Linked DNA regions of Homo sapiens: region 2 is linked to region 1. A link is a loop called in an ENCODE intact Hi-C map of the cell type or tissue named here. Cell type or tissue: heart right ventricle. All regions are shown on one strand. Each heading gives the region's core, and the rest is flanking DNA. Links, peaks and the distances in the headings are about the cores only.

Region 1 (7,420 bases), core at 2,421-7,420:
CCTAAAAATCCTCTGTTCATCCCTCCTAACCCCTAGCAACCACTGATCTTTGTGCTGTCTCTGTAGTTTTGCATTTTCCAGAATGTCATATACTTGCTATCATACAGTGTGTAGCTTTTTCAGACTGGCTTCTCCAACTTAGTAATATGTGTTTAACTTTCCTCCATGTCATTTTAAAAAGTGTTCGTCTGCTCTTAGCAGCTTGACAGCCATGGTGCAGTACCTGTCATACCTCTGCCCTGGGTCTGTACAGCCCTGGCTGTTGTAGGCAGGGTGTGTCTTGCCTCCCCCAACAGGGCGATGAGCTCTTTGGAGCAGGGGCCAGGACATATGCACTGGTGGCACACGGGATACCTGGCCACCCCGTGGGCCCTGGAACCAGGCTGGGTGTTCTGGATTGAAGGGGACTTGGTTTGAGTCTTAGGAAGGGCTCTCCGAGCACAGCCATCTCAGTCAGCAGTGTGTCCTTTGCTCTCTGAAAGTGAAAGCTCTATGAGATCCGAATGAGCAGCATCCGGCCTCAGAGCTAATCTGTCAGATTTTGCGTCTGAGTCAGAACTTACTGGTTATTAATGCTGTCTGTCTTTGTGGCCAAGAGTCTAGCAAAACATTTTCTATCCTCCTGCCTTGGAAATGTGGCCAGCGTGACCTTCCTGAAAGAGTTTTTTGATAAGATAGATGATCACAATAGAATGTGCTCTAATAGAAAGTGCTTTTGTTTCATCACAAAGCCTTTGTGACGTGGAATGTTCCAGTAACCTGCTCGTTTTGTGTTTACAGAGCTTCTCGAAACAAGTCTGAGAAGAAGCGTCGGGACCAGTTCAATGTTCTCATCAAAGAGCTCAGTTCCATGCTCCCTGGCAACACGCGGAAAATGGACAAAACCACCGTGTTGGAAAAGGTCATCGGATTTTTGCAGAAACACAATGGTAAAGGTCACCCTTCTCTCTGTTTTTTTTCCACCCTGCCCCGTCCATGTGGTGATGACTTCACCAATCTGGGCTGCCTGGTTGGTTTTGTCTCCCCAGCCAGGCCCAGCCTTACCGGTCGAGGGCTTCCCATTGTAAAGACACTCCACCCTCTATCAGCCCGTCTCTGGCTGGGTGGGGAGAGGGCACACACCTCCCAATTGCATTATAAGCCAGACGAGAGAATCCAAAACAACCTCACAGGTAGCACCCAGCCGAAGCAGCGTGGCATTCACAGTGACAACATCTTGATCAAAAATCCCTGGAACAAGTGTCTTTTATTCAATGCTGAACAGATGCAGTGGCTGAATACTCACTTCCTGTGGGATCAGACTATGTGGGCCTTTTCATCCCTCTCTGCCACTGCCCTCGAACTCTTTGGTCTTTTGCGCTACATCATGAAAAAATACATTGAAAAGAATTTATTTTCTTAATGTCACATTCATTCTGTTTTTATTGAGATATAATGTTTATACCATAAAATTCACCATTTTAAAGTGTAGAGTGCAGTGGTCTTCAGTATATTCACAAGGTGGTGTAACCATCACCACTCTCTAATTTCATCATGCCAAAAAAGAAACCCTGTATCCATTAGCCATCATTTCCCATTCTTCCCCCTCCCTCCAGATCCTGGCAACCACGAATCTGTTTTCTGTCTCCATCAATTCCCCTATTCTAGGCATTTTATACAAGTAGAATCATACGGTATGTGGTCTTTTTGTATCTGGCTTCTTTCACGTAGCATCTGTGTTTTAGCATGTGTGAGTACTTCATTCCGTTTCATGGACCAACAATATTCCATTGTATGGATATATTAATATCATATTTTGATTAACCATTCATCAGTTGATGGATATTTGGGTTGTTTACAATTTTTGGAAATTATGAATGATGCTGCTGTGAACATTCATGTACAAATTTTTGAGTTGATATATGTTTTCACTTCTTTTGTTTGTATTCCTAGGAGGGGAATTGCTGCATTAAATGGTAGTGTTTAGCTTTCTGAGGAACTGCCAAACTGTTTTCCAAGGTGGCTTGTACCTATTTATATTCCCAGCAGCAATGTATGAGGGTTCCAATTTCTCCACATCCTTGGCAACACTTATTACTGTCTTCTTTTATTATGACTATTATTAATATAATCTCCCTAGTGGGTATGAAGTGATATCTTATGTGACTTTGATTTGAATTTCCCAATAACTGATCATGTTTTCCTTTTCGTGATCTTTTCATGTACTTATTGGCTATTTGTGTATCTTCTTTGGAGAGATGTCCAAATCCATGGCCCCTTTTTAAATCATTGATTTTTCTTTTTATGCTGGAGTGGTAAGAGTTCTCCATGTATTCTAGATACTAGACCCTTATCTGGTATAGAATTCGAAAATATCTTCCCCCATTCTGTGGATTGTCTTTTTACTTTTCAAGTGATACTCTTTGACACACGAAGGTTTTAAATTTTAATCAGTTAATGTCAAATTTATTTTTTTCTTTTGACTACTTGTGCTTGAGGCATTCTATCTAAGAAATCATTGCCTAATCTAAGGTAATGAAGATTTATATCTATGTTTTCTTCTAAAAGGTTTATAACCTTTTTTCTTTTTTTCTTTCTTTTTTTTTTTTTTTTTGAGACAGTCTTGTTCTGTCACCAAGACTGGAGTGCAGCGGCGTGATCTAGGCTCACTGCAAGCTCCGCCTCCAGGGTTCACACCATTCTCCTGCCTCAGCCTCCTGAGTAGCTGGGACTAGAGGTGCCACCACACCCGGCTAATTTTTTCTATTTTTAGTAGAGAAGGGGTTTCACCATGTTAGCCAGGATAGTCTCAATCTCCTGACCTCGTGATTCACCCGCCCCGGCCTCCCAAAGTGCTGGGATTGCAGGTGTGAGCCACCACGCCCAGCCTAAAAGGTTTATAATTTTAAACTGTAGGTTAAGCATAGATATTTGATCCATTTTGTGTTCGTTTTTGTAGATGTCGTAAGGTGGGCTATGAAAATTCATCCTTTTGCATGTGGATTTCCAGTTATCCTGGCACTCCATTCTTTTTCTAACTTTGTAATACTTTATAAAAGTAACACATACAGAGAATATACAAATCATAACTGTACAGTTGAATTAATTATCACAAAGCAGACACAGCCAGGGAACCAACGACCCAGGTCAAGAAATAGAAGCTCCTTCCTGTCTTCCTCTGCTTTCCCAAAAGAAGGAACCTCTGTGCTGACTTCTAACCCCATAGGTTGCTTTTGCCTGTTGGAACCTTATTCAGATGGAACCATGAATTATACACATGATGTTTATGAGATTCCTCCCATTCTTCCCATGCTATTGCTAGTTCCCTTTCATTAGTGTATAGTATTCCATCACACGATCACCTGCATATGCCACTTGAACTCATCCTTGAGCTCACATCTTTCTCAAATCATTCTCTCTCCCTTTTCCTCTCCTTCAAACACTTTTACCTGTTAGTGTGTGGTCACACCTACCCTGCCAGTCACCCAGGATGTTACAAAAAGTCACAGAATAGTTAAGAGGGCTCAGAACCTATTAGCAAGCAGGAAGAGCAGAATTCTTTTTTCTTTAATCATGACACCAAACATAATAAGTCAGAAATGTCAGAATTAGTGAGGAAATAATTACAGTTCTTCCATGCAGGCAGTGATGTGTCTCTTCCACTGAACATTTTCCTAGACAAGATGATTTCATAAAAGAGGGTGCGGCTGGGACATCAGAAAGTTTCATTATACTTCTTAGTCTTTTATTATTTCTTTGATGATCATATATACCTATTAAAAATGTGACAGTGATGATATATCCTCATATTATTTTTTCCAAAGCTGCCCAGGAGAGAGTAAAGAACATGTTAATTGCTTTTGTTAAAAGTCAGGAAAGACCAATCAAGCAGGATTGGAACGAAGTGTTACAGCAGTATTTGATTGCCCTGATAATTTAATCAAATGGTTATATTTCCTAAATAATGATTTAGCCAAGTGAAATAGCAGGTTGGTTTGATTGCCAAGATATTTTGTGCAAATTACTCAAACTAGGTCATTGCCACCGAGAAGCAGGACAGCTGTTAAATAGGACAGCTGGGATCAAGTTCATCAGCCTGACATTTATGCCGGGCTCTGTCCACTGTGGAATTACAGAATTGTCAAATCTGGGCCCTGGAAAGGATAAGTCAGCAGAAATGCAGCCTCCAAATACCGGGAGAGCCTGCTTCAGCTCGCCTTTTTCATAAGATGAAGGCCTACTCCGCACAACCTGCTTAAACACAATGAGGATCATGCCAGGATCTCACTCATCTCTGTGATTTCATATTCAAAATAAAGCAGAAAATTCATGGTACGTTTTTTGGGGAAGTAGAGTTGTTGGAGCAAAACTTGGATTAAAGCAAAAAACAAAGCAATCACTTTCCTTTACTTGCAGTCCAAATGGACATGAACTCTGCAGGCACCTGCAACAGAGTAGAGAATACTGACCGTAAGCATCTGTTCAGGGCTTGCTATGAGCTGGGCAATATTCTAAGAGCTCTACCTACAGGAACTCCTCTACATAGAGCTCCTCTTCATGGCAGCACTTTCTTTTGGGAGACAGAGTCTTGGTCTGTCACCCAGGCTAGAGTGCAGTGGTGCAATTTCAGCTTACTGCAGCCTCCACCTCCCAGGTTCAAGCGATTCTCCTGCCTTAGCTTCCCAAGTAGCTGGGATTGCAGACACGTGCCACCACACCTGGCTAATTTTTTGTATTTTTAGTGAAGACGGGGTTTTGCCACTTTGGCTAGCCTGGTCTCGAACTCCTGGCCTCAAGTGATCTGCCCACCTTGGCCTCCCAAAGTGCTGGGATCACAGACGTGAGCCACTGCACCCGGCCCATGGCAGCACTTTGAGTTAGTTCCATTGCACAGATGAGACACACAAGGTCAAGTCACTCATCCAAGTCAGACAGCCAGGAAAATGTGGAATCTAAGCCCAGCAGCCTGTCTCCAGAGCCCAACCTTTTAGCACTACACTCAATGGCTGCTCCACAAGGGGTGATCTACAGGGCTTCTTGTGGCTATTTATATCACAGCTGCACTCCAGCTGTTCATGAGTGTGTCCATTTAGACTGCTGGTTCTCAACCTTGTGTGCACATTTGAATCACCTGAAGAGCTTTTGAAAAATACATATTACCAGGTAACCCCCCACAGACCAATATGTCATGATCTCTAGGGGTGGGACCACAATGGGATACCAGCTTGCAAGAGAAGATTGTTCACTTTTCAGGAGTTTTGCAAGCCAGTTGACATCAAGTTGGTAGCTTGAAATCAGCCATGGTAGGCGTATTTACACCACAGAAAGGGGCAAACACTGCAAATCAGGGCTGTTTGTTGTAGAGGGTGGAGAGCCTTTCACCAGCAGATGGCTAGGTAAGGCCCAGGCATCAGCATTTTTAAGGCCCCCAGGTGATTCCGGTGTGCAGTGAGGGTTAAGAACTATGAATTTCAACATGCTTCCTGCCGTCATGCTAAAGGGAGATCACATGATAAGTAAGGAAAGATGATTAGGTCCAAGTAGTTATTATTTAGCTCTTTCCCCAATAATCTTTCAGCATTGCTATTTTCTCAGCTTCGGAAATGAATTTTAATCCTGAACTGTACACTTATTCTCTCTGAAGTAATCCAAATCAAAATGAGAATCTGATCATGATTCTTTGTAGCAAAATTTTGTAACAGTAGCTATTATAAGAGAGAAATCCCTAAAGTCTGTAAATAGCAGGACATATTGGACATCCTTATCTACATCCATCTAGATGTTCTAGTGGGTCAGGCTGGCCTACACATTATCCTCTTCCTGAGTGAGTCTAAATGAAATTTTCTCCTAACATTAAATCCCATTCCTCATTCACACTTCTTTAATGTGTCTGTCTTCATGGATGGAAGATGAGGTGGGGAGAGCTGTAGAACAAGGAGAAATTTCCCTATTGAACAGGGTAATATATACCCAGGACAGCTGTGGAATTTCTGCTCCATTTTCCAGGCTTTTATTTGACCACATACATCCCAAACATATACTGCTTATTATTCAGATATACCAGGAGCAGTCGGGAGTTGAGCACTCTAGGAAATGGGTACAAGTGATATCAGAGTAGAATTTGGGGGGTTGGCTCTTAATCACAATGTTTTCCTACAAAAATGGCTCTCAGGTGGTTTTGTTTCCCTTGAAATTTGGAAACCACTTTTACCATAACACTGAATTTTACTTCCCAGTGTAACATTTTTTCCTCGATTCGAGACATCGTATCTAACATATTTTTTTAATATGCTATGAAATGAACCTTAACTTCCAAGGAGTCTAATTCAGTTGTTGAAATACAAAGTGAATGAGATGGCTGCTTTCAGTGTTATTATGCTAGCGTTAACAAAATACCCAGTCATACAGAATGATCTAAAAATTACTTAAGTTAAAGAAATGGGTATTTCATTTTCCTTCACCATTAAGTTGAATGGATCTCTATTTAAATGAAATTTGGGCTGCCATAAAGACTCTTCTGCTAGAAAAACAGTTAGTCTATAGTTTGATCCTAGTGGTCAAAAGAGTCTCACAGATGAGTGTGCATATTGGGGAGAAGAGGAAAGGCATTTATGGGGTTAAATATTATAGCACATCTTCAGTCCCTCTCTTTTCTAAGTGGTCGAACTGTGGCAACCATCTGTTTGAAGAACTGGGAGTTGCACCCTCTCTTCCTTGCCTCAGCCAGCACCACAGAATGGATTCTGGCCCACGATGTGCATGTAGCACCTGCCTCTGCTTCCCATGCTGCATTCCACCATGTGCATATGAGGCCCGACACTGGACGTTTCCCCACAGCGCGGCCCTCCCTCCAGGGGCCCTCTCAGTGTCGTTGGCTGCCTGACCATCAGCACGGTTTCCTCTCCTGGGTTTCTTCTCCTGGGTTTCTTCCAGTGTTCTATTACCAAAGGCTCATAGCAGCTCTTTTCTGCCCCTTTAAACTCACAAAGACAAAAATCCAATTTTGTATAACAGCAGCAGCAACTCGTTCTTTCTGACATCTCGAAGGAAGGAGTCTTCCTGGTGGAGACGAGCACTGCTGGGAACATTGGGTTTTGGAACAAGTGGAGGTTCACAGGGTGATGCGCATAACTCAGCTCTTTTTTTTTTTTTTTTTTTTTGACATGGAGTCTTGCTCTGTCACCCAGGCTGGAGTGTGGTGGTGCGATCTTGGCTCACTGCAAGCTCTGCCTCCTGGATTTATGCCATTCTCCTGCCTCAGCCTCCTGAGGAGCTGGGACTACAGGAGCCCACCACCACTCCCGGCTAATATTTTGTATTTTTAGTAGAGACGGGGTTTCACCATTAGCCAGGATGGTCTCGATCTCCTGACCTCGTGATCTGCCCATCTCGGCCTCCCAAACTGCTGGGATTACAGGCGTGAGCCACCGCGCCCGGCCAT
Region 2 (5,000 bases), core at 1-5,000, 84 kb before region 1:
CCTTTTCCCTGACCCAGCTGCCTCCTCTTTCTGCAGTATTCACTTATATAAAGTCCTTAGTCGTGCAAGGTGGGCAGCATCTCAGACCCTACACAGTTTCACAAAGCGGGTCCATATAACTGAGCACTTCACTGGCCTAGAGAAACCTGTGTCCTTGTCTCTGGGATGTGTTTGAGGAACTGGACGACAGGTCAGCACAGCCCACAGGTGCATTGTTGACAACAGGAGGCTCCATGTGGCCCCACCAGTGTTGCTTCTTTTAGCAAAGACATTCAGTGCCTCAACAAACAGCCAGTTTTTACACATTGTAGCTGGATTCTTTTTACAGAAAAGTACAGCTCTATCATAATGAAGTGATTCTGTCCTAAGCTGTTCCTGAGAGGAGTAGGAAATGCTGGGATCGGCCAGGTGTGGTGGCTCATGCCTGTAATCCCAGCACTTTGGGAGTCTGAGGCAGGCAGATCATGAGGTCAAGAGATTGAGACCATCCTGGCCAACATGGAGAAACCCCATCTCTATTAAAAATACAAAAATTAGCTGGGTGTGGTGGTGCATGCCTGTAGTCCCAGCTACTCGGGAGGCTGAGGCAGGAGGATCGCTTGAACCCGGGAGGCGGAGGTTGCAGTGAGCTGAGATCGCACCACTGCACTCCAGCCTGGTGACAGAGTGAGACTCTGTCTCAAAAAAAAAAAAAATGCTGGCATCTGTTCCCTGGTGTCCCCACTTTTGGTCAGCCTCACCTGGGAATTTCATACATTTTCTGATCAAAGTCCAAAGTCTCTGCTTTGCTTGAGCTTTAATCATTGGCTATAAAGCCTCCCCTGCCCCCAACATTGCACACACATTAAAATTAGATTACAGCCAAACAGCAATATAGTTTTGGGGATTGAGGGGGCAGGTAAGAAGCACATTTTTAGATAAATAGGGAATCAGAACCTCCATTATGGGAAGATGTTTTGATAGTCTCAGGTAAAAGTCTGCTTAGAAAAATTTTCACTGCAAGTTTTCAGTATGTTTTGAGATAGTTTGTCCTATATACTGATATTTGTTCATTGTTGAAATGGCTCTGACCCTTGTTTTCTGTTATTTAACACTTATGTTAAGCAGAAGAAACATAAAATGCTTTCCACACTTCAGTGTTCACTTTAACATTTTCTTGATTAAGAAAAATTTCCATTTATCTTAAGGAAGTAGATGACATTTATAAAGAGATCTAAAGGATCTCTTTATAAAGGAAAATGGATGAGGTTTAGAAAGGACTCTGGCATGAAGGAATAATTCCTTTTCAGAGTGTCCTTTATCTCACCCATCAATCAGTTGTTCAGATGGTTTGGCAAATGAGAAGATGGTGTCCTGATAAGCCATTCCAGAACTAAGGAATTCCAGCACCCATGTCCTCCGTTTGCTCAGAAGGAGACAGAAATGGAAGATTCCAATGATTAGATACACCAAGAAGAGGTGAGAAGAGAAATGGTGGTGAAGATGCCCACCCTGATAGGGCCGGGCTGCCCATAGTACACAGACTCCCAGGGCCGTGTCAGCTCTCACTGTCTGCAGGCTCACAGCCTGGCCACCCAATTTCTCCTTCAATACTGACCCAATTAATATAGGGTTTGTGTCATCATCCCCATAGTTAGTGAAGTGATTTATCTACCCAGCAACCACCATGCCCAGCTCTGTGCTGGGTGTGGGTACCACTGAAGGGGGACTCCATGGGGTCAAGGGGAGGCTCGGGGCTCAGAAGGACCCTAGGGACCCTTACCCAGGATGTTGGGAGAGTCAGGGGTTTTGATCAGCAAGTATTTTGATAAATCTCCTTAACCATATATTTTATACTTGGAACACCAATTTTCAGAGAATTAGAAGAAATAAGTATACATAAATGTTACAGAAAAGTTCACCTTTCTTTGCTCAGTTAGCCTCCAGTGGTACCGAGGAGGAGGGGCCCGTGATTCTGAACAGTTTTCTGCATGATTCCCCGCCAGCTCTGCAGGTATAAAAGGTGTAGGGTACCACACTGATATGCATCGACTGCAGAGTACATTTTGAAACAAACCCTTAATATTAATTTTTCTTTTTCATTTAGCTCTTATGTCGCCACATGAATATAGGGGAACGTTTGGTTGTTTGAAATCTAGATCAGTGAGTATTTCATATTGATGCTGTCCGGATGAGTCATACTTACTACTAGAAAGTGAGATGAGAGTGTTTTGTGATCATTCAAATGGGTTGTGTATAGTTGCGCCTCTTTCCAGAGCAACAGTTGACTTTTTCACTGAAATTAACTACTTTTCCTTTGCCACTTTCGTTAGAGAAGGAGACAGAGAGTCAAGGGTGAGGAAGGGATGAGAGACATTGTACTGTGGGAATAAACAAAGACCACCCAAATGAGAACAAGCAGAGGCCATTTATCCAGAGCTTGCACTAGTGAGGGTGTCGGCCACCAGCACTTGTGTTTGGCAGAGACTTAGAGGCAGGCAGGGGGTGGGAAAGCCTCACAGTGGAAAGAAGGGAAGGCTGCAAGCATGCCCTGATTGGAGGCTGTTGGCATGGGGGAGCTGCTGGTAACTAACTAGAAATGGGGCCTCCTGTGTGATCCGTTAGGGGAGCATGTTTGGCTCTCTCTGGTTGGTTCTAAGTTGGAAGCAGTGGATCGGGGTGGAATTAGGGCAGCTGTCATTTATTAATCAACTCCTGGCCATTTGGGGCTGATCATTATAGTTTGGCTTCGTGGATGGTGGCTGCAGATAGAGGTCTGACTTCTTCCAAGTCTGACGTGGAGCAGGCTGGCTCCATGCTGATTATTGTAGATGAGGGGCTGGCTTCCTGTACAGGTTGCTGCAGGCTGGGGATCAGGTTCTGTTTTTACATGTGGTCTGCCCATTGTCCATTTGTACATTCAGTCTCTCAGTGCCAATGTAGCACTGGCTAAGAACAAACAACAGACCCAGCACACCGGTTGGCATAGGCTAGCATGGAAGCCACCCAGCCAGGCAGCTGACTACATGCACTCAGGCACCCAGGCTGCTCTGGGTGGATGCCAGCTGGGGCCACACTGCAGCCATCCAATGTCAGCCCTGGTGGGCAGTTTCATACTTGGCCATGGGGCTTGTTGACAGTGCAGTGTCTTTGTGCTGTGAGCTCCTAACTGCCTTCCTTCAATTTGGGATTCACATCAGAGAACTGCTTCTCTGAGAGGCATGCTGTTTTATTGGGCAAGGCAGCTCTAGCTCAGATTTTAGCCCATTTTTGGTAGTGACCAGCTGTCTTTGTCATCTAGGGATCCCCTGACAGTAAAAGATTCTCCTGCATGTCATCATGCTCCTGTTCTCAGCTCTCACCTGGTTCCTCACCATGGCAGAGGGTTTTCTGGTCAGGAATGGATTATTCCAAACCACTCTGGAATTTCTGTAGGAACCGACCCCTCCTTCAGTCAGTTTCTTGCCACCCCTGCAAGTTCAATGCTGTGGCTTCCCCACCCTGGGTGCGGTGTCAGGCCCAAGGTGAATGGAGACAGTGCCCAAATGGCTTGGCCATGTGGGCCAGCCCTCGGTGCCCACGATTTCAGCACCTGCAGGCCCACATGTGGTTTTCTGAAGGTCATGCCCCTCCCCCATGGTTTTCTGCTTATATGTTTCTTGTGTGTTTTCTCCAACATTTAGGGAAAATTCTAGGGTGGTAACATCATTGGTAGTCAAGGGAGACACTGGAATCTTTTATTTTGCTAGAAGATATGAATAAAAAGTTTCCAGAGTTTAAGGCATTAAGTTTTACATAAAATGCGCTTAAAGTATTAAAGTTTTATAAATAAACTCTAAAAATGTGATGTTGGGTTTTGAAAGACATCTGTAATTTTTGAAGAGGGGATGGTTTTAAAAAGGCATTTCTTCTCTTGTCTTTGTGTGTGTTTGTACGTTTAAATTAAATGACATCCACTGTGTGTAGGAGTTAAAAGAGTGTTTTTTTCTCCTAATAACAACTCTTGTACCATTGACTACCAAGAATAACAATAAGCCTTCTTTTTAAGTTAAAAAAGAATATTTATTTTTGTCACTGAAAGAACAATTATTCATGTCTTTAAGTTAAAGTATTTTTATGAATTCTAAAACATTTTGATGTTTAGCTGCACACAATAAAAATGTCATATTAGTTGGTCCTTCAACTAAAATATTTTGGTTGCAGGATCTTGGCCTTTCAATAATACTAAGTATCATTTAATGAGGACTTATTTGTGCCATAAAGTGTTGAAAATGCCTTACATATGTTAACTCATCTACTCATGCTATTCTCATTTTATAGCTTGTAAACTGAGGCCCAGAAAGGTTCAGCCATCTGCCTGAGGTCACACAGCCACAGTTTGGACCTGAGCCATCAATCATCCACCAAAAGCCTGCATTGACCCTAGAAGATTCCATTGCATGTTGTCAAGGCGCTTAGTTTCTCTCTTGTGTCTCCCCAAAACATAAACCTGGAATGGAAGAGAGCCACTTACTCTATAGATGCTTTTAGCTCAGAACGCTTCAAGCTTTTGGAGTATGAGAAATAATAACAATCATTCCATTCTTTCCTGGAGTTTGATCTCAGCTGTTGGTGATATTGTTGGGACTGATTTGCTATCTATAAAGCCAAATTTGAGAAAAGACAGGTTAAAAATAAACAGGGAGGATGATGGTAGTAAAAATAACGTGACTGTCTTCTTATCTTGGAATTCTTTTTTAGTTTTTAGCAGAGTTACATTTCTTCGTTGTGGTAAAATACTTAATGCCACTGAACTGTCACTTAAAATGGTTAAAATTGTGCACTTTAGATTATGTATACTTTACCACAATAAAAATGAATTTTTTTTTTTTTGAGACGGAGTCTCGCTCTTTCGCCCAGGCTGGAGTGCAGTGGTGTGATCTCAGCTCACTGCAAGCTCCGCCTCCCGGGTTCACACCATTCTCCTGCCTCAGCCTCCGGAGTAGCTGGGACTATAGGCACCCACCACCGCGCCTGGCTAA

What was found. Hi-C counts contacts between places; a loop is a spot of excess contacts. Peaks named below come from ENCODE experiments on the same cell type or tissue, not always from the same donor. Only the 100,000 strongest peaks of a DNase experiment are listed, where the experiment ranks them.
Region 2: a loop joins it to region 1, with 1.8 times the contacts of the local background. A loop is called at or near these places in 2 of 110 quality-filtered maps.

The regions. Positions count from the first base shown.
Region 1 is chr2:100,924,366-100,931,785 of GRCh38, forward strand. NPAS2 (neuronal PAS domain protein 2) reads left to right here. Exons shown (of 21, transcript NM_002518.4): 3 at 781-929. Among named protein-coding and RNA genes, the nearest start is that of NPAS2-AS1, 49 kb to the right of the region's middle. RefSeq lists an enhancer at 584-653. In heart right ventricle, for the core only: no CTCF peak of the experiment used is centred there; a DNase peak (open chromatin) is centred at 4,916.
Region 2 is chr2:100,842,537-100,847,536 of GRCh38, forward strand. The region is part of intron 1 of NPAS2 (neuronal PAS domain protein 2); the gene reads left to right. Among named protein-coding and RNA genes, the nearest start is that of NPAS2, 25 kb to the left of the region's middle. In heart right ventricle, for the core only: no CTCF peak of the experiment used is centred there; a DNase peak (open chromatin) is centred at 3,005; H3K27ac peaks cover 2,265 bases.